2 separate regions of the Mus musculus genome follow, and region 2 is linked to region 1. Evidence: chromatin loops called from intact Hi-C (ENCODE). Cell type or tissue: gastrocnemius. All regions are shown on one strand. Links, peaks and the distances in the headings refer to the core of each region. The heading gives the core; the rest is flanking DNA.

What was found. Hi-C counts contacts between places; a loop is a spot of excess contacts. Peaks named below come from ENCODE experiments on the same cell type or tissue, not always from the same donor. Only the 100,000 strongest peaks of a DNase experiment are listed, where the experiment ranks them.
Region 2: a loop joins it to region 1, with 7 times the contacts of the local background. A loop is called at or near these places in 27 of 42 quality-filtered maps.

Annotation. Positions count from the first base shown.
Region 1 is chr1:172,401,308-172,416,732 of GRCm38, forward strand. No RefSeq gene overlaps it. Among named protein-coding and RNA genes, the nearest start is that of Pigm, 32 kb to the left of the region's middle. In gastrocnemius, for the core only: CTCF peaks have their summits at 7,903 and 9,697 (motif pointing right); DNase peaks (open chromatin) are centred at 9,697 and 11,121; H3K27ac peaks cover 240 bases.
Region 2 is chr1:173,391,509-173,406,933 of GRCm38, forward strand. It overlaps a transcript of Aim2 not described here. Among named protein-coding and RNA genes, the nearest start is that of n-TRtct5, 8.9 kb to the left of the region's middle. In gastrocnemius, for the core only: a CTCF peak has its summit at 7,314 (motif pointing left); DNase peaks (open chromatin) are centred at 6,136 and 7,286.

The DNA.
Region 1 (15,425 bases), core at 4,563-12,562:
GCTTCATTATATAAGGAATATTGATCTTTTGTGTTTAAATATTTTTCGTTACATGAATTCTTTTATATTTTGACCTGAAATGCTGTGGGGGAAAATGTATATATTTGGGCGGGAGAGACGACTTGGCGCTTAAGAACACTCATTGCGCTTCCAGAGGTCCTGAGTTCAATTCCCAGCAACCACATGGTAGCTCACAATCATCTGTAATGGGATGCCCTCTTCTGGTGGGTCTGAAGAGAGTGACAGTGTACTCACATACATAAAATAAATAAATAAATTTTTTTAAGTGTATATTCAAGGTCTGTTTTCCCTTTTATGATTTTTTTTGTATCTATGGCTACTTTTAGGAAACCTTTTTTCATCTATTGTATAGATGTTTATCTACATATTTTTGCTACTGCCCTCTCCTCCTCCCCCCCCTCTCCCTCTTTGTCCTTCTTTTTCTTCTGAGATTAATATCACATAGTCAGGGTAACCTCAAATTTGCTATGTAGCTAATACTGGCCTTGAACTCTTGACTGCACCTCCTAAGTGCTAGGATCATAGGCAATGCTCCACTATTCCTGGCCTAGTTTCAGTTTCTTTAACTTACAAATTTTATTTGGTGTGACATAAGAAATGCTTGATTAGCCGAGTGGTGGTGGCGCACACCTTTAATCCCAGCACTTGGGAAGCAGAGACAGGCGGATTTCTGAGTTCAAGGCCAGCCTGGTCTACAAAGTGAGTTCCAGGACAGCCAGGGCTATACAGAGAAACTCTGTCTCAAAAAACAAACAAACAAACAAACAAACAAACAAACAAACCGAAACAAACAAAAAAGAAATGCTTGATTATATTTATTTCAGATGGTCCGCTATTAAATCAATTTTGCTTCATTTCCCCTTTCTCCTAAGATATTGACACATTAGTTACATAATAAAACACATTTAATTTAAAGTTGCACATTACTAGGGCATGGTGACACACATACCTTAATCCCAGAGGCAGGCAGATCTTTGTGAGTTTGATGCCAGCCTGGTCTACATAGTAAGTTCCAAGCCAGCTAGGACTACATGTAAGACCCTGTCTCAAAAAAAAAAAAATTGCACCTTAGAGGCCCATGATCATATCTAGCCTATGGAAATATATGTGTGCATGTATGTTCATACATACATATGTGAAGATGTATGTATTCTGTGTATATGTATGTGCACTTGTTCTTGTGTGGGTGTGAATGCCTGTGCACATGTGTGTTGCCTTAGTTAGGGTTTTGATTGCTATGACAAAACACTGTGACCAAAAAGCAGATAAGGGAGGAAAGGATTTATTTGGTTTACACTTCCACAGCACGATTCATCTTTGAAGAATTCAAACAGGGCAGCATCCTGGAGGCAGGAGCTGATGCAGAGGCCATAGAGGGATGCTGCTTACTGGCTTGCTTCCCACGGCTGGCTCAGCCTGCTTTCTTATAGAACCCAGGACCACCAGCCCAGGGATGGCACCACCCTCCATGGGCTGGGCCTTCCTCCACTGATCACTAATTGAGAAAATGCCTTACAGTTGGATCTCATGGAGGCACTTCCTCAAAGGAGGCTACTTCTTCCCTGGTGACCTTGACACACAACACTAGCCAGTCCACGTGTGGAGGTTAGTCAGTGTCAGGTGTCTACCCCAGTCATCGTTTACTTTGTTTTTTGAGACAGGGTCTCTTGCTGAATGTGGAACTTGCAGGTTTAGCTAGACTTTCTAGTCAGCAAGCCCCAGAGAGCCTCCTGTCCTCTGTATCCAAAGGACTGCGGTTACAGCCTTACCCTTGCAAACTTGGGCCCTCAGGCTTCCGCGGCGAGCAATTTGCAGACTGAGCCACCTCTCAGGCTCCTAACCTACAGAAGAGTTTGGTTCAGGTAGTTTTTGAATTGCTTGTCTAGAGGTAAAAACCAGGAAGTTTTATTCCAAAATCTGGCTTTACAAATGTCTCTGGAAGAAACTACCCTGTCTGGCAATACAGTGGTTGTTGCCGGACTCGAAATCACTCCGGACAAACACACAGAGCTGGTGACAGTAGATTCTAACAGTCCCCATGAGCTTCATTCATGTCTGGTGTCTGCTGGTTCCTTGTGGCATTTAAGATTACAACCACTGCTGTTAATGTCTACGATCATCTTGGCAATTGAACAAATTATGAGAATTAGGAAAAACTGAAGTTAGTTCTGAGTTTTCAAGTAAACTACACAAAAATTATAATACTTACCTTTTCAGTTTGTACACTTTCTCAGTCTTTCTTCTTGCTGTATTACACTTGGCTAGAAGCTTTGTAACAAAGGCCAAGCATGCTAGCCCACACCTTTATATTATACCTGTCTTGATGTCTGGGCATCTGACTTTTAAGTATGCAGTAAACATTTTCCACTGTCAAAATATATGTGTTCTATGAGTTTCTGATGCCCTGTGTTTTATTAATATAAGCTGTGCTTGTTGAATTTTACCACATCAAATGACTTCCATATGTATTGATATCCTGTGGCTTTTCTCTAAATTTAATGCTTTATAATAAGATTTTCTAATGTTGAACCACATGCATTCTTTTATTATAAATCCTAACAACATTTAACACTACCTAATGTACCCTAATATACTTATTAATCTAATTTGCCTTTTAAAAATAATTAGGAAATTTGCATCTCATTTCAAAGTAAGATTTGCCCATTGTAATGCCCTCGCTCATCCCTCTGTACTCTGCCAACGTTATCCTAAATGTACATAGTCAAGTCTTCGCTGTTGCTATGGTGAATTTTTTTCTTGCATTAACTGATATGTTCCTTAATTTCTTTGAAAGTTAATTTTCATGTATACACATATGTATAGCAATGACTAATTTTATATGTCATTTGACTGAGTCAAAATTGCAGAGGTAGCTGGCAAAGTGACATCTCTAGGTCTCTTGGGCCTTTGAATCAGTCAACTGAGTGTAGCTCTCCCTGCCAAGGTGGAGCCGTCACTAGCGAGTTAAGGGCCTGCATAGAACACAAAGAGAAAGAAAGAGTAGATTTGCCAAGAGGTAAGAATGAGAGTGCCTATCTTTCTGCCCCTAGGCATGGTCTTGGTTCTTTTCCACGAGGACCAAGACTGGGACTAATACCTTTGTGGGGCCTGGTTCTCAGGTCTCAGGCTTTAACTAGGACTACATACTTCACGGGACTCTAGCCAAAGAAGGCAGCTACTAGGACATTTCTGATTCCCCAGTGGTTTGAACCAGTCCCTCATGAGAAATCATTTTCACGCACATCTTTTCCCTGCATCCATCCTTGCAGCCCTGTGTCTCTGGAGAACCCTAATAGATACTATTTTCTATTTGAATGACAAATAATATTTTGTTTGTTTGTTTATTTATTGCGTGCATCCGAGGGTGTGCAAGCCTGTCACGGCACATGTGTGGAGGTCAGAGGAGAATGTTTGGTTCTTTTCCTTTGACTACGTGGATTCAGGGGTTCAACTTCAGGTTGTCAGGCTTGGTCAGAAGTGCCTATATCCACTGAGCTGTCTCATCAGTCTTTTAAAGCAAAATTAAAATGTGATATAAATCATATATATGGAATAACCTATGGGATGCAATTATGTAATTTATTACTTTCTTCTCTGAGACAGGGTCTCACTGTTTACCTCTCTGGTCTGGAACTTGTCATTCAGACGAGGCTGGCCTTGAACTCATAAAACTCCATCTGCTTCTGCCTTCTGAGTATTAGGATTAAAGGTGTGGGCCACTATGCTTGGCCATTTATATAATAATAATAATAATAACAACCCATAAATCACTACCCAGCAAAGACATATCACCAGTACTTAGAACTTGCTTCCAACTGTACCCCCTTTCGGTCCCCCAAAGGAATCCACTATACTGATTTTTGAAACAATGTGTTCTTGATTGCTGGTTACAGTTTTTACATCTTACCTGGGTATCCTTTAACTAACTGTGTCTTGTCTTATAGATTCGTGTTTGTAGGAGACTCTTTTTGCTCAGTAGTATGTGTTTGCCTCTCACCTGCACTGCCTCGCATCCCGGACTGCACTCGTTTTCACAGCTGTATCATTTTCCATTATACAGATTTATTATCTGTCCTGCGATTGAGTGACACTGTTCCATTCAAGGTTGCAGAAGAGAAATCTGCTATTTTTCTCGGCGTGAACAGCTTATTTTGTTTTGTTTTCTATCTGGATGATCATAGGATTTTTTTTTTTTAAAGTGCCGTTGTCATCGTTTACTAGAATAAATTCAGACAGCTCTTTTAAATTTGCCGGGCGCTCTCACGGTGGCTCTCATCTCGTGCCTGCTCAGTTTTCTCTGTGCTCTCTCCCTCACAATGGACGAGCTTCATCTGTCTAGATGGGGACGGATGGTGGGGTCTCCTGGAGATGATGGGTCTCTGCAGAAATGTTTCAGTCTCAACATGGGAAACAAATTTATAATGTCCTCACTAAAACCACCCTTGAAGTGACATTGCATGTGAGAGGTGGGCGGCCTCACCTAAACCAGAAGGGACCTCTTATGACTATCATGGAACACTCCTGTGTCCCACCTACTCTCCACCCTCACCCCAACCCTCTCACGCTCTACCAGCACCCATTTACCCTCCACCCACACCCTCCACTCCACCCCACCCTCCACACCCCCACACCCCCACCTTCCACCCGATCCCACCCACACCCTCCACCCCATCCCACCTCCACCTTCTCATCCCTTGCCCTCCACCCTCCACCCTCCATCCGCTATCTGCGGATCTGACAAGGCAGCTTTGCCTGGAAGCAAATCTCCACTCTTTTCTCAGTGGTAGCTCCAACAAGCCTAGAGCAGCCTGGGGTCGAGAGCGAGCTAGCAAGCAAGCACTCCAGCCCCAGGTGGTGGTGGTGTTTGACTTTGACAGCCCAGATGGTGGTGGTGTTCGACTCTGGGCGACAGCGTGACTTGTGACTCGCACTCCTCTGTGGACTCTGTCACACAATGATTTGTTTGTTCTCTTCTACCCTGTAGGTCGGTTCATCAGAGAATCCCCAAGGGAAAGCTTTAAATGTATTGGCTTGGGTTGCCCCTGTGGGCTGGAAATACCACCTATTTAGCTTGTATTGATCCTCAAATTGAAAAGTGGGCCTCTTGTGCAGCAAGCTGCCTCCCTGAGCCGGGTAGGAGGGCAGAGTGGACGGAGAGTGATGGGCAGCCTCTGTTTTCCCGTCGGTACCTTGAGAAAAACTCGCGCTTATTTAGCAGGTTGGCAGGGAAACCGAACACTACCCAAGATTTATAGTCGCCCGAGGGACAAGCTCTTGTTTGTGGTGTTGAATAAGACAGTCTCTTCCTCAAAGTCTCTGTACAACAGGCAGGGAGGCCAATCATTTGCCAAACATCTTGTAGAAAAGAAAAAGAAATGCATCAGATGGGAGACTGGACAATGTCCTTAATATTCTTCCTTTCCAGAAATCTTGTGACTAGTGTTTTCTTTGGATGCTCAGGGCACGTGTGTGTGTGTGTGTGTGTGTGTGTGTGTGTGTGTGTGTGTGTGTGTGTGTGTGTGTGTTTATTTCTCCAGTCCTGTAGTCCTGAGTTGTTTCTGCTTCAATGTCACCTAAGGATTTGTAGTCAGACTGTGGTGGGTTTGCCTCATCGCTGCATATACAATATTTTATTGCCTTAAAGGGTCTGACAAATTAGGGATAGCATTCTTTTTGGAAGACTTCTGGTTCAGTTCTCCTCTGTGGGCCTTGAAGGGCCTGTATTAGTCACTCAGCAAGCAGTTAAGGTTTTCTCCTTCCCTCCTGGGAAACAAAAGTGATTAGGAAATTGTGACTTTGCTATTGTTCTCAAGAAAATTGCATTAAAATTTACAGGTACCTTTCCAAAAGAAGACAAATTATACACATTACAAGAAGGGAAGAAAAGACTTGGTGATTATGTCATTCCTCTGAGAGCAGCTCATTGTTTTGCTTGCTACAGAATGTATCCATCGGAGCAGACCTGTCCTTCTGTGGGTCTGTGATGCTGGTAAAGTCTGACCGGGAGAACCAACCTACTGGCCCCATTTCTGGGAAGATAATTGAAAAGTTAGGACACCACCCCCCCCCCTTGAGAATTGTCTGTGCCCTTGGAGTACGGGTCTTCCTCCTTGATTGGAGACACTGGGGGGGGGGAGGGTGCGGGGGGGGGGTGTCCGTGGCAGTGCTCTTAGGTTAATCAGATATTTGAGAAAAAAACTTTATTTTCAGCCAGGACCTGCAAACCACATATCCTGTCTAGTGTTTCTTGAACTATCTAGGATAGGGAAGAACAGGAGAGGTATCGTCACTCTGGTTCTGTGCCTGTTAGAATGTGGCACCTGCCAGCACGTTCTTTCTAACACCACCCAAGTGGGCCCAACCTGAGAAAGAAAACGAGCTGATTGGTGAAGTTACAATGCATACTAACTATTCCCTTTGGTTGTAATAGGGCACAATGGGCAGATGCTAAGAGACAGGGACGTGAAAGCTGTTGACTGACTCTGTGTCCTTGCATACCACGCTAGGCAACAGCCAAGTTGCTCCTCTGCGGTTCCTAGATTTGTGCAGGAGGAGGCTTCTCTGGCTTGTCTGAATGGTCAGGGAGCCTGCAGCTGGAGTCAGGACATAACTGTAACTTCATGGTTTATTTAATAAGTGTGTTTCAGTCTCTTCTTCTGGAAAAGGGGAACAAAATGGGGGCACTTTCTGGCAATGCTGTGAATAATAAATAAGCTGTAGTTGTTAGAAAAACCTCAAGATCAGAGAAAATGATTAATAGTAATTAGTTGGAATATGATTGTTGCCTTACTTGAATATTTGAAAAAATAAATTCCTTCCCAATCTCCAGTAGAAATATTTTTTAGAAATCAAACAAGTTGGTCTTTTAAGAGAAACTGAACTATCGTGGGACACTTGCTGCTATTTTATATGTATGCCCTTGATGATAAAGAGTGGATATTTGTATTAGGACACCTGAATCTTATATACTTTGCTTAACGCAATAGATAATGCCCACAAATCTCTTAATCGCTTCAGTTCCCACGAGAAGAAACACAGCTACACGGTGATGGCCTCCGAGCTCAGCTCTGTCTCGAGTTCTCCCCCCAGAGACTCCTGAAACACTAGTTTTATAGCAAAGATGCCTTCCAGCTAGATTGGCTATAAAAAGATCTCTTTCTCTCTCTCTCCCTCCCTCCCAATCTCTCTCTCTCTTCCCCCATTGACTTTTGTTATAAAATCAGAGATAATATCTCATGGGGGGGTCCTCCAATTGATGGACCAGATTGTTAAAGACCGGGAAGATGACGCACTTGCCTTATCCTGCAGCCAACATCTGAGTTCTTCGCTGGGACTCCTGTTTTTATAGCTCATAAAGATTTAGTGTGGAGCCTTAAAAAGTTGTAGGTGCAGTAAATGTTGATATGGGCTGACCATAACTACACACTCTACACACACACACACACACACACACACACACACACACACATGCATAGATGAAATTTATTGAAGCGTTGTGGAAGTCTTTGCGAAAAGAACTTCATTCAAAAACTTGTATATGTGAAAGGGATAAGACTTGCCTGAATTTGGGTCTGAAGAGGAAGTCACACCACGGGCTAACCTTTTGTAAAGGGGTCTGGCAGTGAGCTTAGTGTTTTGAAGAACATAACTGAAAAAAGCCTCGAGACAAGGTACTTAAGATGGAACGACCTACCCAAATCTGTACAGCTAATTATGGAAACCCAGGACCAGGACTCAGTACTTTGGCTGTGCTGGGAGATATTAAAGCTACTTTTCTGTTTTCTCTTCAGGAAAAGAATTTGTTACTCCGGAGATCATATTATTTAGTCCCAACCTGCTCCTTTTAGTTCCAACCCAAGATGGCTGCAATACTACAAACATACCAGTAGGTGATGCTACAGGCTACGATATTGTATGTCTGTCCCGAGCTGACTTTTACTTGGAATTTCATCATTTGGGCGTCTGAAGACTCCTTAGAATTCCTGCAAATATTTGGGGGAATCCAAAAGAAATATGAAAATTAAAAACAAAACTATACTATAACAGTGATCGAAAATTTAAAAGGTTATATGACTAGTAATACATACAAATCTTAGTTGAAATCAGTTTTTAACAGGTAAAAAAGGGGGGTTATTTTACGCTAAGCTCCCCAGATAGAAGCAGAGTTTCGCTGTTCCAAGTGGCTCACATCTTCATTTTGTTCAGCAAAGCCTTCCACTGTGTCAGAGACAGAACTCTGAGGAATTAGAGAACGAAGTGAGATCCAGAGCACATTGCCTAGCTGTGCTATCCTGGACTGGTTCTTTAACCTCCTCTGGCTTTGACCTAATAACACGATTACACCCTGCTGTGAGAATGAATGAGATGACGTGTGAAAACAAAGATTAGCTGTCACCATTAACTACCTTTCTTTCTTTCTTTCTTTCTTCCTTCCTTTCTTTCTTTCTTTCTTTCTTTCTTTCTTTCTTTTTTCCTTCCTTCCTTCCTTCCTTCCTTCCTTCCTCCCTCCCTCCCTCCCCCCTCCCTCCCTCCCCCCTCCCTCCCTCCCTCCCCCCTCCCCCCTTCCCTCCCTCCCTCCCTCCCTCCCCCTTCCCTCCCTTCTTTCTTTGTTCTTTCTTTCTTTCTTTCTTTCTTTCTTTCTTTCTTTCTTTCTTTCTTTCTTTCTTTCTTTCTCAGTTAGAAACCTTTGAAAAATACTGACGACTTTAAGTTTTTCTCTTTAAAAACCTGGGAACTGGGCGGGGGGTGGGACTTAAGAGGCTGTGTGGTTGGGTTCTCAAATCAGGTTTCACAATTTCATGATACAATACAATTATTTATGTAAAACCGGACACTCCACTCCTAATCTCCTACAGGTGCACCTTGCCCCCCTCCACTTAGGGGGAACCTGATATTTCTTCTTTGGGTTTAAGAAACTCTCGGAATGCAAAGCCATCCTTTTTATCATTTATCGTGCAAAACATTCCGCTTTAGTTTTAAATGTAGTATTCGTTTGTTCTATTTATAAAAGTAATCCAGAACAAATTTGTTAAATTCTACCAAGTGATGTGCTTATGCAAGGATTCTATTAACACGGCCAAAGAAGTTTAATCAGTAAATACAGATGTTTTCCTAACTTTCCAGCCAGTGAGCCAAGGCTTTGATTTACCTGATCCAATGCTTAGAAAAAAATATTTTGGTTAGAAAAGTTCCAGTTTATTAAATAGCCGAGCAGGCTACTGAGCCCTGGCTTCCAAGAAGTAGCAGTGTTTGGTGTGAGACCTTATGGTACTGACTGCTTTGATGAATTAGACGGGTCTCTCAGTTTTGTGGGCCCACCCTCATTTAGTTTTATCTCTCTAATGATAAAAAAAAAAGTCTACCATGTAGATATGTAACCCTAGCTTATTTTGAATTCATGGTTCCCTTGCCTCAGCCTCTCAAAGTGATGGGATTAGGTCATGCAATTTCACAGTGATAGAATTCCATCCCAATGCCATAAACTCTAATCACAGGAGAATATATAGATTCTGGAAACAACAAGCCAAGGGTAAGTTAGTTGATTGGATCTTTGATTTTCTGGCTATTTTGAAGATTTCCATACAGAGAGGCTATCAAGAACCACGGGCCCCAACACTTTTTTACAAAGTGACCAAGACTTCCCTGTGGTCCTAGAGACCGCTATTGCTGCTTCTACCGGCAGGGGGTGCAGCAAGTGTTTCCCTTTCAAGATACAAGGGCCACATTGATTAACATGTGGTCTAGGGACCAAAGACTTTCTAGGGGAATCATGAAATAATTTTAAGTAAAAATAAGTGTAATAACGAATATGCAACCAGGATTTCAGCCTAGATTACATTTGCTTTTATATGAACACATAACTGAATTAGAATAATAGTTTTTGCTAAAGGAGGAAGGAAAACACAAATAACCAAAGTGTCTCCGGCCCATGAGCAGAATAACTAACCCCAAATTGTACCTCCAAACTCAGAGTTCTAAATTTACTGTAAAAGGCAGGGGAAGCAGAGACTGTGGGAGGGGGGAAATTCCCACCTTCTCCTGAGGCTGACACTCTTCTATATGCTGGGCTCTGGAAGGCTGTAGGGAGGAAGCCTGGACCATCCACATAGTTTTGAGTTGTTTGGCCCAAACTGATAGGTCAAATAAAGATATTTCTGACCTTACGGCTATCTAACTCTTCATCTCTAACTCCTTCCTGAAGCAGAAATAGGCTCTAAAACAAAACAAGTCTGGGCTAGACAATGCATGGTCAAGAAACTGGATGCCTCCTCCCCATCCAGGCTTCAGGCAACCCTACTTCAGGCAAACTATAGATGAGTCAAACTATAGATGAGTCAGTTTCCCCCTCCTCAGGGAGTTACTCAGGAGGTCTCAGAGATTTCTCTGAAGGACACACGAACCGACAAGAGCCCCACCTTCTGCATGAGTAGCAGACCTTGCTGGTTGGCTGAGGACTGAGGGAGAAAGTTCCAGACATCGTGGTCTAATGCCTCAAACCCTGCTCTGGCTGCCAGCGGGGAGTACCTGTTGATGTGTTTATAAAAAGAGAAAGAGAAGAGGGAATATGTTCTAAGGAGATGTGGTGAGGTATGGGGGAAGGGTGTGCCTCAGCAGGCCCATGCCAACACATCCCTTCCCCTGAGGGACCAGCCACACAACAGTATAGTATAGAATAGAGTTTATTCAGGGCATGGGGAGGGGAGTTAAGAGGGAGAGAGAGAGAGACAGACAGACAGAGAGAGAGGGAGAGAGAGAGAGAGAGAGGCTGGCCATGATCACGTGAAGAGAGAAGGGGGAAGACAAGAGAGAGGCAAGAGACCAAGAGAGAGAGAGAGGAGAGGGCAAGCAGCCCCTTTTATAGTGGGTCAAGCCTACCTGCCTATTGCCAGGTAACTGTGGGGTGGAGCTCAGACAGAATGCTAACACTTGTACCCCTTGGTCTGTGGTTCCACAGCCTAGGGTCTTCAAAGGTTTTCTTTCCTAAGCGGGGTGGGGTGGGGTGGATGGGGAGTGAGAGGGTGTGAGTGGTGTGCAGGATAGCAGGGAAAACTGGGAGGCCTGATTGGAGGGGAGAGGGATGAAGAATTTGACCACTAGGTGGCGCTAGGCGACCAGTCAGCGGCTTGCAGCATTGAGAGCCACAGTATGGCAATGAGGGGGTCTTGGAGTCTGTACCTTCAAGAGTTTGGGCACCAGTGTCCTTCCATTTGACCCCAAAGAGGGGGGGGGGCTCCTTCCAGCAGCGCAGGAATAGGCAGAGGATGAAGAGTCATCCTGACTGAGGGAGGCAGCAGAAAAGCCTGGGGGATGGGGAAGTGTTGGCTGCGGAGATATTTCCAGGTCCCTTGCTTCTCGTCTTTTTGAAGAAGCAAATTCAGAAGAGACATATGCAGTTTCATCAGTTTATTTAGCAAAGTTAAGCAAAGCAAACACTCCAGTGAATTTGCAGTAGACAACCTCAAGATGCGAAGCAACCCAGCATGTTCTGATTGTGGTTTATAGAAGTTTTGGGGTTTGTTGTTGTTGTGTTGTTGTTGTTTTGTTAATGAATATTTAGGAGGAGGGTGATGTATTGGTAGGGTTAGGTGGCACTTTGCCTCTCCAAAATCATGGTGGACCTCTTAGGCTATTTATTCTCACGACCTTCCTCCTGTGTAGTGTAGAAACTACAATGTAACAATGTTATGAGAATGTTAAATGTTTGGAGGATCCTTGGTTAGTGCGTATGTGTGGGAGAATGCCCCCGCATCTTGGTCTGTGATACCGCAGAAACAACTATCTGTACCTTTGAGGGTCTCTAACAACAAAGTAACATTCTGACTGTCTAGGGAGCAGGTGCAGTTTTCTAGCCCTTCGTGTCTACCTCCTTGCCCACCCAGTTTCAGATGGGCATAGTGTGATAGCAACTTAGGGCAGGAGAAGGGAAGAGAGCTGGACTTTAGTGCTTTGTAGCATAAGAACCTATTAGGGAGATAGGTGTGAGATCTGTCTGTGGAGTGAGGCTTAATCAGGATGTAGGTGCGCTTACTCATTTCCAAAGATGTCACGCCCACTACCTCCTGCAGAATAAGCTTCATCCATTATGTGAAGCCCCTAGGACCAAGTGATAACTCTCGTTGCTTAACTACTGCCCCATCCTTGTAGCACCAAAGACACCCTGGTCTTTTCACTAGGCTGACCCTGGTAGGCCACAGGGAAAAGTGCTCTAGCAACACCATTCCCTTGTCCATTTATGGCTGTATCTTTTGCCTTTGGTGGAGCTAGGCCTGGAGACAGAAATGAATAATACATAACCACTGCCTTCAAGGAGCTCAAAGTCTGGTGGGAGAGACAGAAAACAAACAGGCTGTTGGCACACAGTGATAACTGCTGGGCGGGAGGTGTGCCCAGAAGGTGGTGGCAGCTATGACTGGTACTAGGACAGGGCTGGCATTCCAGGGAAGAGAAGTCTTGAAGGGCTCGAAGGTGTTAGCCAAGCAGCAGCCAGGGAAGGACACATAAGTTTCCACTGCCACAAAAGCAAGTGCTTGGGGCTGCAGGTGGGTGTTGCAGGCAAGTGTTGCAGCAGGTGGGAATGGGTTGTGTCAGCTTGACACAAACTAGAGTCCCTAGAAAAAGGGAACTTCAATTGAAGAGTTGCTTCCATCACACAGGGACATGAGGCATTTTCTTGATTGCTGGTTGATGAGTGAGGGCCCAGCCCATGATGGGCAGTGCCACCCCTGGGCATGTGGTCCTGGGTTCTACAAGAAAGGAGGCAGAGCAAGCCGTGGAGAGTAAGCCACTAAGCAGCACTCTTCCATGGCCTCCACATCAGTTCCTGCCTCCAAGATCCAGTCCTGAGTGTCTATCTTGTTGTCCCTCAACGATGGGCTGTAACCTATAAGCCAAATAGACCATTTCCTCCCCGAAGTTGCATTCAGCCAGAGTTTGATCACAGCAAAAGAGAAGCAGAGTCTGACACGTGTTAGACCAGAAACTGAGCGTCAGAACACAGAGAGGCAAGGCTGGTTATGCCAAGGAGTCAGGCTCTCTCCACTGAAGGACTGGGGCGTTGTGAGATCCCCTCATGCTGAGAGAGATACACACAGTAGGATATGGATGGCATGGTGACTTCATCAGGGAGGAGAGGAGTTGGGAGTTGGCAGCTCTGCTAGAGGGCCATTGCCAGCAGGAAGTGATGCGAATCTGATAAGGGCTGGGAAGGTGGCTTGTGAGGTAAACTACTTGCTTCCCAAGCATGCCTTCCGATCTCCAGGATTTACAAAAAACACTCAGGGGGGGTGGCATGCGTTTGTAATCCCACTGTTGGGGAGGCAGAGATGGGAGGATACCTTGGACCATCTGGTTCAGTGCCTCAAACAATATGGTGGGAAGTGAGTTTGGAGCTCCTGGTCACAGAGGAAGGAGTCCACGCACGTCTCAGGGATGGAAAGGGCTTTCCAACACTCCTCATCTTGTCTTTCTAGGGAGGCAAGTATGCAGGATTGTATCCTGTTGGCTATGGTTGGAAAGCTCACACGTGCATGCATGTGTGCTTGTGTGTGTGTGTGTGTGTGTTTGTGTGTGTACAAGTGTATGTCTGTGTATGGGATGTAGGAGAGGAGCAGAGGGCCCAGGAAGCCTAAGCTAGCGACTATAATCCAGTTAGTGAAAGGGTGGGAAAGCCAAAGAGGTTTGGGGTAGAGAATTAATTCCAGGCTGGTTAATGATTCAGTCTGGTAAGGGCCTAGTCTGAAGCACAGAGTGAGAAGGGTAGCCTGGGCTACCCAACAAGAATCTGTACGTATTACTTTCCTGTTTATCTATCGGCACAGAGTTTTTCTGTGTAGTTCAGGCTGTCCCGTAACTCATGATCTCTTCCTGCCTGTGCCAAGTTTGTGCCAAGTGTCACTGTGCCAACCAAGCTTGTACTCGCTGTAAGAGCAAACCTCAGAACTCTCCTGCAGACTGGCAAGGCAGTCTAGACGGATAGGTAGACAGCCTGGGATGGAGGACGGACCTTCTTCCCTTCCTGGCTCTTTTACCACTAAGGTGGGTGACCTTGGGAGGGGGACTTGACCTTTCTAGATTTTTCTTTTGTGAAATGGCAGTGGGCCCCATGTATGGTAGCGAGCTCAACATGAGAATCTTCTTTAAGATTGTATACCCCAGTACCAGTCAGGCCAGAGAGGGCGAGCCACTGAGGTAACAGGGGAAGGCTTACAGCGTAGAGATGCTCAGGCAAATGCTAACTCCCTCTCACGCAGCTCAGATTTCAAACATGGTTTAGTCCCAGTCCCCTCCACTTTCCTCCACGTGCCCTCATGGCACATCAAGATTGTTGCTTCTTCTGCCATCGGTCATCAGTAAATGGTGCCCGGTGGCTCCCAGCCTAGACACTGAACTCATTCCCCACCCTCCTCCGAGCTTTGGAAATGCTGGGGTGGGGGCGGGGCTTGTTTTGTTTTTGTTTTTTTGTTTTTTTTTCCTCTAGGAGATTTTTACCTTGTTGGTTAACAGTTCTCTTACTTGGGTCCTTGAATATATGCTATCATTCATTTCACAAATGTTCTGCTTAGATGACAGAGAGATCTACTTGGACTGAAACACACACACACAAACAAACCAACTCATGGCACTATCTATAGTCCTTCAAGGAAATGATCAAGATTTCACTGTAAGTCAGGTAACTTCACTGACTTGATAACCTAGATTTGAACCCCCCCCCCCGGGGGGGGGCCAGGAACATCTCAAAGGGGTTAGGAGCCCTTATTTGTCTAGTTGTGGGGCCACTGGCTCTGCCTCCTAAGAGCTTGGCATGTGTCACCGTGCCATCAGCTGTAATTGAACACTTCCCATGCGACATGTCTTGAATATAAAAGTAGTGTCTTGATCCAAGTTTCTCTCTTTCTCTCTCTCTCTTCCAGTAACAGATAAGTACAGAGGTGAGATTCATGCATTGTCCGCTCAGTGTTTGAAATCGGTGCCTCACACTGATGTCACTGGACCTGAAGTGGTGACTTCCATGTTCCTTCCAATGTCAGAGCCCTCCCCCACCCTCCCATCCCCCACCCCCCCACCTCGCTGATGCACCTGGCAGACACTTCTTGTCCTCAGTTCCCTATCAGTCTTGATCCTCAAGGCCTCAGTATTTCCTATCCAGTTCCCAGGGCCGCAGAGGGTGCGTGACTTCCCATGAGAAGGGAAAATTACAGTGTGAACTAAATGGCTCCCAGGTCTAGGCCTACGTGGAAATCCCTCCTGTTGAATGCTCTGAGCAGAAGTTTAACCCTCCTCCAGCCCTGCCGGAGAGAACTCCATCTTGACTGTGGATTTTTATTCTAGTCTCTCCTCCCAATAATCACATATCCTCATTTTATCTTCGATCAATCAATTCTTTTCTAAGTTCATAATAAGTTAAA
Region 2 (15,425 bases), core at 2,419-10,418, 990 kb after region 1:
TTAGGCTTAGGGAATTGATAACACAGGATTATACTCTGGCCAGAGGCAGGTGTTTTCCCCTCTGAAGTATGTTTATTTGCAAGATGAAACTTCTGCTCATCTTTTAAAGCAGAGGAGTTTTAAAGGGACTGAAGAGTCTTGTAGTCAGAGCCAAAATAAGCAGAAAAAACGAATGAACAAACAAACAAACAAAAATTCCACCTTTCTGAGTTATCTTAGAAGATGCTCAGTCACATGTAACTCATCAGATCTATGGAGTCTAAAGTTGAGACCAGAAATCCAGCCCCCTCCAAAAAAAAATCTTTCATGGAGCATTTTATTTGTTGTTAGACATATTCTTTCTCATTGGGTTTGAACTCAAAGCTGTGAGAAAATATTAGTGTGTGTGGAAGGAGTCTGAGTAAGTGGACGGAGTATAAGCAAGGGATGAGTCACATTTTCCAACCGCAATCTCAACATCACGTTTCCCTTTCTCGTCCTCATCTCACATCCCTGGTTAGCAACAGGAAACATTGGAAGGAGGTTGTTTCTACGTGCACTGGCAAATGTCAGAGCAAGGACCGGGGTTCATGCTAAGCTTCTTGTGGCTAACAAGTCTGCAAGATTAGTAACTGCATGTCATGGAACCATCAGGACCCAAGCTAAGAATAAAGGCGGGGAAGTATGTTGCACAAAAGTAGGCTTTTCTTTGAGGGTTGTTCATTCTTGGTCATGATGTGACATGGTGAGCTCCTCTCATTATGTGAAGTTCTGTGCCCCGAGCCTCACTTGAGCCTTTCTTGCTGATGGCTAGCATGGAATCAGAGATTCTTGGCATAAGGTGTAGCTGCCTTCTGAACTTTATTTTGCTTACTTATAGAAATGGTTATGTGATCTTTTCTAGAAATATGAAAATTAGTGAGAAAGAAAGTCCATGGTGTGCCTCTGTACAAATGTGAAGGTTCTGTTTGTTTACAAGTCACCCCAACCTCTTTCCTTGTGGGAAAAGTGTCTGGCCGTTGAGTGATCCAGTGTGGGACTCTAAGTCATTGCTTATGTATGCTGTTACACAACACTGGTGCAAAATTGGAATACCTTGGAAAGAGAACTGTCAGAATGTTCCTAGCTGGGAGTGTCCTTCTGAAGGCAACGGTCCTTCTGTGCCTCACAAGAGGACTTTTCTTCTCAGTTAGCTAGGTAGAGACATTTCCTACCCACTTCATTGAAAGGATCTAGAAGTTTCCACATAGTTAAACCTCCCTTAGCTTTTGGCTTTATGTGTCCATCTTGAGGAGTGATGTTTTGAGAACTTGAAGGATATCAAGTTTTTCTATATTGGTTAAAAATTCATCTGTGTGTGATAACAATTTTATTCCTACTACATGAGGAATAGTTCCCAATTTGTGAATATTAAAACCATTGTATTTCAAAGATACTCAAAACAAAATAGTAACAGATTTTTGTAGGCATATATCTTTTGCAACTTTTAATAAACATTTGACCTTTCATCTAGCCCACCACCCAGCAGAGGTAGTGGAAGAGGAAAGTTATTAGTATGAGAGGGAAGTGGACCTGTTCAGCAACAGCTCTTTGGGGGTGAGCTCGATCTTCTTTGCCAGCATTTGAGTCCCGTAGCAAACACCCAATGTGATTCAGCAGCTGCAGACCAGTCCTCTAGGCAGGCAGACACCACACAGGAACCAGCAGCTGTAGTCAATCCTGAAGAACCGGAAAGGAAAGGCTCACCAACCAGCCTGAGGTGAGGCAGAAGAAGTGACAAGCTGCCCCAAGAATCTCATGAACAGCTCTTTGGAGAGTTTCTCTCGATGGCAGCATTACCACTAGTGGAGATCAACAACGCTATGTAAGGCCAACCAATACATGTGTGTCGTTAGTGAAGAACAGTGAGGCAGAGCCAACCAAACCAATGCTCAATGCTTGTCCCCCATTGTCTGTGGGGTCATATTTATACTCCTTCATTATAGGGCCTTTCACATTTCTGCTGTATCAAAACCTCCTTTCTCCTGTGTTTGCTTCAAGAAAACATTCTTTCCCGTGTCTGCTCCAGCAAAATAGCCTTTCACCTGTGTGCCCCAGCAAACCATCATTTGACATAACTGACTTTCCAAAGAAACTAGAAGTTTCCACTTCAGATTTTTTTTTATAACGTCAGTACACTTTAGGGATCAAATGTTTTAGAGTTGCTGGAGCTTATTATTAATTGCAAAGTATGTGGGGAGATCTGTCTTATTTATTACTGTATTCTCAGTACCTGAAATATGTTGGGCATTTGATGGATATATTTGAAAGAATTAATGCTGATTTAGACTGGCTATGAATTATGAAGATGGGAACAAGAAAGTGATTCCTCTTAGTTCCCAGGGAGCTGGAACATGGGCAATTTCTTCATGCATTAATTCATTCTCTTTACAGCATTTATCCACTACTCACTTGTGCCATTTCCCATCATTCTAGGCAATTGCATCTGAGAGAGCAGAGCCCACCTCCCTATGGGATGAATATTATTAGGATGTGCCAAATGACAGGTAAACACTACCATGGAATCTGAAGCACAGATAGGTGCGATGAAGGAAGGAATTATAGGGATGAGTCAGGTAGAGAATGACATGCAGAGCAGTGGTTTGGGGGGAACCTCTTGGAGGGGATGGTGTCTCAGTGAGTGTCTGAATGACAATAAATTAGAGTCAGATTTCAGGGCCAAGACACCTTAGGTAGGGTCCAACTTGGAGAGATGAATTCAGAGTTTAAGAGTAGGAATGTTACTGAATGATGCCAAATGGCCTCTACTTAGCTAAATCTGATATTTTCCCATGTCTCCCTTTCTATCTTGAAACACGGTTCACTGGTAATGTAGCCTTCCCATTTGTGTAGTTAAAATACCATTTAGTGGTAACAACCTTCTTACTCAGGTAGTTGAAACAAACACATGGAATTTCTTAATGATTGATGCATAAGAAATCAATAGGAGATTCATCTGTAACACTGTTTCTGTCAGTGAAGACCACAATTGCAGTCCCTGCTTACCAGGCAGCTTCTGGAATGCAAGAAGCAAAATCCCCAGGTTTCCCTTGTCTCGATGGTCAGTAGTGATCCCCCGCTTTCCTTACAACAACAGAAAGTTCTCTACCAAGTGTTCAAACCACATTGGAGGAGCAATTCTGGAGTCTCAGATAAATAGTGACAAACAGCTTGTGGGTTAGGTTTTCCTGTGAGCTAGTGACAATGTGCAGGACACATTGGTAAATCTCAGCCAGGGAAGAGGTTGGGAGGTTGGAAGGATAATTTTGGCTGTTGAAAGAAGAGAGACATAGATTGATAGGCAGGCAGGTCTACAGATATGTTGGGCCCAGTCCTGCAAAGGCACTGTGGCTTCCAATAGATGTCACCTACTAGAAAAAAAAACTGTTCATTTTTGTTTGTATTTACAGAGAGATGCTTCTTCGTAAAACAGTCTTGTGTTTATGCCCCCCACCCCACCCCGCCCCGCCACCAGTAGTTCTGAAAATGCAAAGGGATATGATGATTTTACCTCCTCTATGCCATCCTTAGAGGTTGCTTAGGCTATGAAACAAAACAGAAAGTTTCTTCCTGTGCTAAAGATAGTTTTCCATGATGAATCTTTTGAGAGAATAAATGACAAGACACGTTGTGTGTTGGGATCAGGTAAATGGCAAACTGTGGGTACAGTAAGAGCAGCCCAGAGTTGTGTCTGAATCTGAAGCTTTGCTGTTTTCCTGGGGACACCTACTGGACCTCTCTGAGCTTCCTTTTGCTCACCTCAAAATAAGGACCCATGCAAAAGACGGAATTAAATAGGGTACATGGTGTGTCTAGACACTTGGTTACACTGGAAAGGCCCACACCGATTCCTTTCTCTTTTGTTTATGGATGGTTCTTTCAACCAGTCATCAGATTGCTTGTATTGAGGATTTGTGGGATTTAACCAGGATCAAGAGTCTGGTTCTTGAAAATGCTATTGCTTAGTGGGGTCCAGGTAGACATAGAGAAATGTTCAACATATTTTAAGTAGTGATTCTATTCCAAGAACATTTTCTTCCCCCGATAATCACTGTGAAATCCCCGAATTTCTCTCCAAGTGTGTGGGGTAATGGGGAACACAAGCAGGTTGGCAATCCTTGTGCTGGCTCTGGAAACTGGGTTTCCTAGGCCCTGTAGGACCTTTATCACGGGGTGCCAGGGCAGGTGTGTCTGTGAACACGAGGGAAGGAGAGATCTTGAGAGATAGAATTAGGCTAAAAGCAAATGCCTGGGGAACTGGCAGGAGATGTGGCGTTGGTTGCTGCATTACTGGCCAGGGACCTTCCTGGAGAATTCCCTACCATGGATTCATCTCAGTCAGACTCTCAGTAGCATGTCTGCTGGGAGCCGCTAACAACCCCTAATAATCTTGTCTTCCTTTGGCTGTCTCTCCAGACCACTTTTCAGGAAATGTACCACCTAAAATAGCAGACAATTTAGAACCAGTTAAATTTATTTTGAGCAAACATGAAAGGTTTTTTTTTCTTCCTTTTTCAGCTATGTACAAACTTCTAACAGAGCTTTTTAATTTTTTACTTAAATGTGCATGTGCGTCTAATGGAGAGAGAGAGAGAGAGAGAGAGAGAGAGAGAGAGAGAGAGAGAGAGAGAGAGAGAGAGAGCGCTATTGCTCACTCCCAGATTTCAGGCAGCAGGTTCTAAAGGAACTTGTGTCAAGCACATTTCGCTTAAGTCCTAGACTTTTGTGATAATTTAGTAGAGATTTGAGTTCTCCTCGATTTTCATCTGTCCTTTTGAGGTACAACAGCTACTATTTGATATCAGATCTTGGTGTAGAAGTGGTACTTAGCATGCTTCCTTCCGTTTCCTGGAACATATGACTTGTAAAAACACAATTATATTAATATTAAAATGAGTTTAGGGTTCCTGTGCACCCATTTAGAGACGAAAGGGAAGGAGCCTAGATACAGATGAGGTGACCAGAAACCTACAAGTCCACACAAACAAATATCAATTCATTTATTCATTTAACAAATATTGATTTAGTATGCAGTATGTGCAAGTCACCAAGCCAGATACAATGATGAAGGCGATGAGGTTATCCTAGGTATACCTGAGAAACTTGCACTGTGAATGTAGGAGATCTCTATGGAGAGATTGTGTGTGTGTGTGGGGGGGGGGGGCGGGTTCCAGAGGCTATGCAAAAGCTTTTTCTGGAATGACGAGAATCTAAGTGATAAGCAGAAAGTAACCAGGCTAACAACAAAGAAATGGACTTTCTAGGCAGAGAAATAGCACATGCTAAGTAAGGTCTTAAGGTAGGAGGGAAAAATGTCCCGTATAAAGGACTAAAAAACAGTTTTATTTGACTGTAAGGCATACGGGAGATTTGATACGAAGCTGGGGCGGGGTTGGGGGGGAGCAATAGGAAGACTCTAGAGGGTCCTGTGATCCCTGGAAGACATTTTACCATTTAATCTTTAAAAGGTGTGTGGGGAGGGGGTTTGGGGAGAAGAGAGGACTGCAGATACTAAAGTTAGAGAATAGCAGGAACAGCTTTGTGTTTTGGAACTAATTCCCCAGCTGTTACTGAAAGAACAGGGCAAAAGGACATCAAGAGAGATGCTGGAACGCAATATATGATCCCATCTGAAGCCGCAAAAGCAACGTTCAATTGGAGAGAGTTAACTAATGGTGGATACAAAGAGATGCAAGAGTATTTTTGAAGTAGGATTGTAGGAGTTGTTAATGCTTCGGAAACTGTAGGAAAGGGGCAGGATTGACAAGAAGCGCTCCAGTTTTATAATCTGTGTACCACTTTATAGTCTAACAAACAAGGGACTAAGGAGATCGGAGGGAGGAAAAGATCAGTTTAATTCAGAGCTTTAGTTTCTGAGGAATTTTTTTGAGATAGTTAAGGGGGGGCACGTCACATTTCTTCACGGAGAAAGAACTTAAGCATGAACCAAGAAGCTGCATCTTGGAATGACAGAACGGAGGGGAGTTAGAGCAAGATTGGAGAGGGAAAGAGACAATGGGGAAACAGAATACCACAGCTCCCATCACAGCAGAGGGAATGGTTCACAGCATGACATGGCTGAGTGTCACATGCTACTGAGAAGTCAACCAAATGATAATGAAAACATGTCTGTCAAAGTGACTCAGAGGTCCGCGATGATATTGTGGAGCAGGAGGTAAAAAGAAAAAAAAATGAGATTTGAAGCGAGATTGGAGGAAGTGGAGGGGAAGAGATTGAGCGCAGGCAGGCGTGCAGTGAGCTCTGGAAAGTCAGACGCCTAGAAGTTGGGAGTGTTGAGCTGGAAGAAGGCCGGGAGTCTGAGAAGGCTTGTTTCTGACTGCGTGTTGTGGAACTTTGTCCTTAATAAAGAGAACTAGCTAGAAAAGTATTATGAAATACCACTCTCTACCTATCCCTCAATTGATTTCCCTGAATCTTTTATGTGCTGTTACTGTGCTGGGGTTTGAACCCATGCCCAGTATGGTAGGCAAGCACTCTGACCCTGAACCCCATCTCCAGCTCATTACTGATGAGGTTCAGCAACGATATGTTCATGGCTGAACTTGTTATATATACAGGCCCACCTGCTTCATTTGTATTTTAGTGAGCAGGACGTGCATGTATCATATACCCTAAGCCTCATAACTAAAATCATTGAGAGGTAGAGTTTGAGTGTTCAAGAGTGTGATGTTAAACAGCATACGGCAGCTCAGGTTTCTGAGAAGGCAGGAGAAGCATCAGTCAGAGGAGTACCAGTAAAACCGTGACTTTGGGTAACCGGAGGGCCAGCTCCTTGGCCTCTTGCTGGGAGGAGAATGGGGGCATATAGATTTGCACAAGAAGAAAGAAGACTTCATTTAATGGTGGCTGTGGCAGTGTGGTAGCTCCTATGCCTCCTGTTAGTAAGTGAGAAGGTCATGTGTTTTCAATGTTTGAAGAAAGCACAGAAATGTAGACTGTTATATGGAGTGCGAGATTAATACGAATGAGTAGTAGAATATTTACTAGGCAGTATGAAGGGTCCATTAGAGGATAGATTGGCTATTAGAAACACATTCAGTTTACATGCCTGTGCAGGTATATTATCATGTCCAGACTGTTTCACTGTAGAAATGTGTGTGTGTGTGTGTGTGTGTGTGTGTGTGTGTGTGTGTGTGTGTGTGTGTGTTACAGAGGGTGTAGACTCCATATTTGAAGTGTCACAAAAGGAACTGATTTTATTACCTAAAATATGGTAGGGCTGAGGACAGTTCCTCATTCATTGGTTCAGAGCGCCACCTGCTGGAATCCTTGGTAATGTTTACCTTCCCAAACAAAATCTGAAATTTACATTAGAAAAGTCAATGCTTTTGCCTCTAGTGCTTTCTTCTGTGGATTCTGACTTTCAGTTTCTTTTAGGTACCCTTTTTTATTCTTTTGTATTTGTGGATTAAATGTGTTCTTTTCTGACTTGATCTTGGTCTTTAGTGCAAAAACTGTATCTTGTTTAAATGCATTGCTGTCTATAAACCTCATTTCTGCCTTGTAAAAGGAGAGGATAAAATGGAAAAATACCTGAAATGGAGAGCATAGGAAGGATATTGGTGGCTACACCTTTATAAGTCACAGATAATGCAAAATCCACCTTTGTAAATACTAATTGATGTCATTAAGCAATTTCTTGAATTTACATGTTTTTGAGTACCTGTTTCCACCCCATTTGAGCACACTAAATGCACATCTGTCAATCCCCTGTCTAAGTTGGTTCTTAAATAAAATAGCTTGCTGTGTATGATTTGATTTGATTTGATTTGATTTGATTTGATTTGATTTGATTTGATTTGATTTTATTAAGACAGAGCTTTTCTGTGTAGAATAGTCTTGCTTTGAATTCATGGACATCATCATACCTCAGCTTGCTGATTGCTGGGATGACAGGCATGTGCCACTGCACCTGGTATATAATTTAAAAAATGTTTTATTTCAGGTTGCAATACATTTTTAATAATCTTTGAAATTAAAATATAATGACATCATTTCCCCTACCCTTTCCTCCCTCACTTCTTTTGCTCTCCCTCAAATTTAAATTTATGGCCTCCTTTTATTTAATACATAGAACAACACAGTGAAGTTTATATATATAACAGTCCACAAAATATATATGTTGGTATATGTGTGTGTACATTATGCATACACACACACACATATATGTGTATATATATATATATATATATACACACACATTATATATGTAACTTTTATGTATATAATTTCAGGATTGATCACTTGCTATTAAGATACCAAGAGTATTTCTAGGGAAGACTATTTCTCCCACTCTCAGAATTCCTTAGTCACCTGTAATTTTTATCTAGGTTTGAGGCCTCAGGAAGTTTGCTGTAATTCTGTGTCTCCTAGAAATGTCAGAGACCTTGCATCCATGGCTCATCTCACCAACATGGCTGCCTAAACAAGACCTGAAGAACATCACCAATAGGCATGCTAACATGGAAGTGGGAAACCTTAGAAGGTATCAACCCTAGAAAGCCGTCAATCTTAACCTGAGTCCACTGTTAAAAACCTTTCTCTCACATCTTTAGGTCATGTAACTGAAGTGTGTTCAATTTCTAATTTTCATTAAGTCACTCATTCCTTCAATGTTTTTTTCAGCCAATGAGAGATCAGACATAGCTTATTCTAATTATTTTCTTTCCTATAGTTCAGTCAATAACTCTAATGATCACTGTAAATATACAAATTCAGGCAAATCCATGATTTAGAGTATTGCCAGTATAAAATATTCTGAATAATGCTACAAGGGAAAAGTGTGACCATTTACTTAACCAGTATTTGTGAAGTACCTGAGTTGGGTCAGAGTCTGAGAGGCACTAGGGTAAGGTAGGCATGAAGCAAGCATGACCCTGGACCTGACTGAGTTGATGTAGTATGGAAGACAGGTATCATTCAGTCACCCCAGGGCATGATGGGGAATATATTATACTGGAAGTGGAGAGAACTTTCTAGAAGTGACAGGAACTTAGAACCAGGCACTGAGAGAGAAGCTTAATGTTAATAGACAGATTGGGATAGGGACAAGGGCTGACAAGCTCTTTTAATGGGTTTGTTTTAAACCCCAGGGCACATACTAGCAACTAAAAGTATATTATGTGTCTGTATGTGTGTGTGTGTGTGTGTGTGTGTGTGTGTGTGTGTGTGTGTGTGTGTGTGTGTGTGCATGGGTGTGTGTGCACATGCACGTGTGTGCACGCATGCGGATGTGTGCATAGCTGCCTTCCTCCCTGTCTCTGCGTCTCAGTGTCTGTGTGTACATGTATATTCACATGCAGCAGGGAAAGTGACTAATGCTCAGATTTATAGTTCAGAAAGATTCCTCAGGCTGGATTGTGGAGAATGGCTGAAGGGAAGACAGGTTTTGAGGATCATTTTAAAGATAATGAATTATCAGATATGGAGTTGGGCAGGGGAGAGGAGAAGTGAGTCTGAAAGGCATTTCAGATGTTGATTGGATAAGACTTGGTTGAAATAGACTACCGGAGGAGGAAAGCCTGAGTGGGTAAGATTTCTAGCTTCTTGACTTGAGCAAATGGGAAGTACGGAGTATTGTGAGAAAAGGGGGCTTCGTCGTGGTGTCTAGTGAAGAAGGCCACCCCCATCATAACAACACTGAATCTGAGGTGTCTAAGAGGTGCAAGCAGATATACCTGGAAACCAACTGGGTAAATGGGGCTTCAACTCTAAAGGGAAATCTAAGGCAGAGATCCTGGTAGAAAACAGTCAAATGGCCGAGAGCAGATCGATGTTTTAAAAGTGGTCAAAAAATATTTGGAGTGAGGAAGAAAGACTGTCTCAGAAGGAGAACAAGGAATGCCTCATTTTAAAAACTGTTCAAATAGAAGTCAAGAAATGACACTGGCTGGAGATGCTGGGGAAACTAGAAGGTCTGCTGTCAGACCTGGGAAGCAAAGCCGGCAGGTCCTGTGAGACCGCTCCATGCAGAGAGGAAGTTGGAGCTTGGAAGAAAAAAGGAGGCATGCGCGCGCGTTGTCAGGCCTTCTGTAATGTAAGGGATGGAGAGTTGAGAACTGGTAGGGGAAGTTTCCTTTTCCCTTTTGGAACAGAGAGGAGAAGAGGAAGTTGAACCCCTACCAGAACATTAGTTGACAGGCAAGGTGTAGGCTCCCCAACTTGATGTGTCCTGCTTCCCCCTTGAACAAGGGGAAAGTCACCAGCCTGGTGTGTGTGTACAGTTTATTTAATCTATTCTTCCTGGGACAGTGAAACTCATTTTCTTCATTCCTAAGACAGATAGGTCGTCTCTGTCAGTTTCTGTTGTATCTCCCTTCCTGTTGGGTGCGCTTAGATTTCTACGCAGCAGTATCTTTTCCTGTCTGAAAGTATTTTGTCGTGGAAGTCAATAGTTCTTGATGAGATTTAAAATCATACATATAAGTGCTTTCAGGGCAAGGAGCTGGTAAGAACATTTGATTCTGTAAGGTGAGAAAAACTGATTTGGAATTTACAGAAAGGCTTGTAAGAGGTATTGAAAAGACATATATGTGCCAGAAGGGGGTTTTAAAAGCAACTTACAAAGGGGCAGGGCGCAGAACCAGGGAAACTTACATTTTGTTGTGCGTTTTGATGTATAGTGCTCTTTTCCATGTTCCAAAATCGTTTCATAAAATTTACAGCTCTCATTGTCTTGGTCCGTTCAAGCTACTATAACATAATACTGTGGGCTGAGTTGCTTATGGAAAGCAGAAATTTATTTCTCATAGTCCTGGAGGCTGGGAAGTTCAAAGCCAGTGATTTAGTGTCTAGTGGGGTCTTGCTTTCAGGAGTATTGCTGGACCTTCAGAATAGTGGAAAGTGAGCAAGTCCTCTTTCTTATGTACTCTGATCCCATTAGGGATCCCGGAGGAACCAAAATCGCTGAGTCATAGGCTACACTGTTCAGCCTCACAGAATTATGCCTTGTTCCTTTAAAGCTATCCCATCGACTTTATATTTTCATTGCTGAAAATACCAAAAACTTTCCTTCCCAAAAGGTTAGGATTTGAACATATGAATTACTGGGTGACACAAACATTCAGACTCTGGTAGCTGAGGCTGACCCTGGTGGTAGCCCTTGACTCCTGCTGAGGAAGGAGAGCAGAGGCTACCCAAGGGACCACACATATATTTAATATATGTAGTGGAACAAAATGTTCAGAGACAAGCTAACAAGATAGTTCAGTGAGTCAAAAGACTTGCAATCAAGTGTGATGACTTGTTTTCAGACCTTGAAACCTGTGGTGGATGGAGTGACCTGGCTCCTAAAAGTCGTCCTCTAACCACCACAGCTATGCTGGCATCTGTGCTTCAATGCTCATATGCATTATACAGGCATAGCAATAATAGGATTTAATTAGTATATACATAGACCCAAGTTGGTGAGGGCATAAGAACAATTTAAAAGTGTAATTACAGACATAAATACGTCTGATCCTACCAGTCAGCTTAAAATGAGAATATTTCCAGTTTCTTTTGAAGTCTTTGGGCTCAAATTTCATCTCTGCCTTGGTCCCCAGGGTAACCAGCCATTTTCTTAGCACTCCTCACAGTTTTATCTTTATACAGTTCTTCCCAATTTATAGTCTGCTTCATTTTGCATATTAATTTTATGCGGAGGGAACACATTCTTCTCAGAGGTTCTTTTGCTTCTTTCATTATTACATTTTTGAGATCTACTCATGTTCTTGGATGCCCTTCAGTTTATGTTCATTGGTGCATAATACTCTGTTATAAATATGCCACAAAATTTATGAATGAATTCCTTTTAAAGATTGATTTTATTTCTGAGTTTTGTGTGTGTACTTGTGTGTGTGCATGAGTGTATGTGTTTATGTATATGTGTGTGCATGTGTGTATGTGTACATGAGTATCATAGAGTATCAAGAAATGGTGTCTGACTCTACCGTTAGTTGTGAGTCACCCATATGGGCACTGGGAACTGAATTTACGTCTTCTGCTAGAGCCATGTGTGCTCTTAGCTATGAAATCACCTCTCCAGTCCCAACATTAACACATCATGCCTTTGATAGACAGGCCATTTATTTACAGGCAGTTGTTTGGTTTTGTTGTTTCATTATAAATAATGTTGCTGGAATATACTGGCTTCTCCTAGATTGAGTTATTTCAGATTATAAATAATTCTAATCCAGAGCACAGGATTACAAAGTCATAGGTTATATTCCTACCTAGCTCTTGTCAGTAGATTCTTTATTGCTTTTCAGAGTGATTCTGCCAACTGTAGGTTCCATCTTCATTACTGACCATACTGAGACTCTGTGAAGTGCAGGCATTGCTGTCACCCGGTTGCCTCCTGCTGAGATGGCCACGGTGCAGGAAAAGCATGGAGATGCCCAGGCTGGAGACATGTTGGCATGCATCCCCCACCACCTCGTCCCCCAACCCTCCCTCCTGTACCTGCTATCCCTGACTTCCATTTTCAGACAAGAAATATTTCTTACCACTTGAATATGTTCGAAAGCTTCAGAAAGAGGGAAATATTTCTTCTAAGGAATTCAAAGTCAGAAGCAGCAAAGAAGGGGATGTTTCTAAGCTTTGAGGGGTTTGGGTCTTTGTGGAGGGGAGGGAATTAATTTGATAACCATTTGCTCAGTATTCCTAGTCCCAGAGTTGAAATGCTTGGTAGCCTGGAATTCCTATAGCTATGGTAGGACCAGCTAAAAGAACCACCCGGGTTTTTTTTTTTTTTCTTTCTTTTTTCCATAGTCTATTCGGATATGGATGTGTGCATATTATTTACCTAACATTTTGTGTCCTGACATTCAGGTAGAGACTTCCTCCCATTTCCTAAAGCATGAACACCTGGTATCTCTACCTTCCGTCTTCCCTCTTTCCTTCTAGAGGTCAGATATGAGCCTCCAATCCTCACAAGAACCCTGGAAAATTGTCCCAATGTTAGCAATGAACAAACCGAGGTTTAGAGACCGTGTTGATGTGAATTGGAGAGCTTCTGGATGCAGATCTGCCTGGCGCCATCTGTGTTTGTCCCCTCTATCTCTCCCAGACTATCTATTCTTATTCAGTCGTTTGTGATCACGGTACCATGAACAAATGTTTCATACTATCTGAGCTTTGCATTAGGAACGATAGTAAACATTTATTAAGCCATAAAGATTGCAACATGGACTTCTCCCATTCTGATAGGAAGAATGTTGTGGGCTTGCAAGGATCTCTTTTCCCTTGACACTATGATTGTTATTGTTTCTTTTATATTTGTCTCCTAAATCTACTCTCTCTGGTTGAGCACAAGTTTCACTTACTATATAAGCAGTAGATGCCTGCAGTTGGGTAGGTTTTGGCTATAAAGCTTACTCAGGTGTGTAGTCTATCTGTCATTTTCCTTTTATCCGGCTTTGCTGGCATGCTGCATATTTATTCCCATCATGGTCCGGATTTTCAGTGGAAGCTTTCACAAGATGTGCTGTTACCAGCTCACAACATACTCAGGTTTTGCGGTTCCTCTGGGAGAAACAGTCAGGCATGAATGCACAGCCAGCATGCCAATGCCCTGCTCCCTGCGGGCCCGCTGTCACTGCCTCCCAGGCTCTTTACCTCTCCAGTCACACCTCACACTGCTAACAGGGGACTTACAAAAAGAGAAGAGGCATTGTTCAAAGGTAAGAGAATCACCAGGGCATGGTACCTCATGTCTGTGATACCAGGAATCAGGAGGCCACAAAAAGAGGAGCCAACATGATTTCAAGGTGAACCTGAGCTACATAGAAAGACCTTTTCTCAAATAGTGTGTGTGTGTGTGTGTGTGTGTGTGTGTGTGTGTGTGTGTGTGTGTGTGTGTGTGTGTGTGTGTAAAACAACAAAACAGTTCCTAATACAGTGTGGACTTACATTGCTGTATATTTCAGAATCAAAGCCTGGACTCTGACAAGCCTAGCAATCAAGGATCAGCCATCTTTTCTATAAACAGCAGTTAAAGACACAAGCCGTAGCAGAAGCCAGAAAGGAGATTTATTCAGCAAGACCATCGTGGGAAAGTAAACAAAGGAGTCCAATAACACTCATGTTTGTCTTTGCCAAACTGACAGGAGGTTTAGGTTTAAATTGAGAGCAAGAGGTACAGAAAGGGAAGCAGTCCTAGTCAACGTGTGGTCCTGCCTATCACCTACTCGTTGTTGTCTAACCCCTAATCTGTTCTGCAGGGTGGTCCAGAAAAGGCAAATTCCTCCCCTGTTGAGCATCAGGGCTTTAGCCTTTTCCTTTCCCTCAGCCTGAGATTCCTAGGGATTTTTTTTTTCGAGATACAGTTTCTCTGTATAGCCCTGGCTGTCCTGGAACTCACTTTGTAGACCAGGTGGCCTCAAACTCAGATATGCCTGCCTCTGCCTCCCAAGTGCTGGGATTAAAGGTGTGCGCCACCATCACCTGGCTCCTAGGGATTTTTTTTTTATTTTATTGGGTATTTATTTCATTGACACTTCCAATGCTATCCCAAAAGTCCCCCACATGCTCCCCCCCACACTCCCTCACCCACCTACTCCCACTTCTTGGCCCTGTCGTTCCCCTGTACTGAGGCATATAAAGTTTGCACGACCAATGGGCCTCTCTTTCCACTGATGGCTGACTAGGCCATCTTCTGATTCATATGCAGCTAGAGACATGAGCTCCGGGGGGGGTACTAGTTAATTCATATTGTTGTTCCACCTATAGGATTGCAGATCCCTTTAGCTCCTCCATTGAGGGCCCTGTGATCTATCCAATAGCTGACTGTGAGCATCCACTTATATGTTTGCTAGGCCCCGGCATAGTCTCACAAGAGACAGCTCTATCTGGATCCTTTCAGCAAAATCTTGCTAGTGTATGCAATGGTGTCAGTGTTTGGAAGCTGAGTATGGGATGGATCCCCGGATATGGCAGTCTAGATGGTCCATCCTTTCGTCACAGCTCCAAACTTTGTCTCTGTAACTCCTTCCATGGGTGTTTTGTTCCCAATTCTAAGAAGGGGCAAAGTGTCCACACTTTGGTCTTCATTCTTCTTGAGTTTCATGCATTTAGCAAATTGTATCCTATATCTTGGGTATCCTAAGTTTCTGGGCTAATATCCACTTATCAGTGAGTACATATTGTGTGAGTTCCTTTGTGATTGGGTTACCTCACAAAGGATTGGGTAGCTGAGTAGTACTCCATTGTGTAAATGTACCACATTTTCTGTATCCATTCCTCTGTTGAGGGGCATCTGGGTTCTTTCCAGCTTCTGGCTATTATAAATAAGGCTGCTATGAACATAGTGGAGCATGTGTCCTTCTTACCGGTTGGAACATCTTCTGGATATATGCCCAGGAGAGGTATTTTGGGATCCTCTGGTAGTACTATGTCCAATTTTCTGA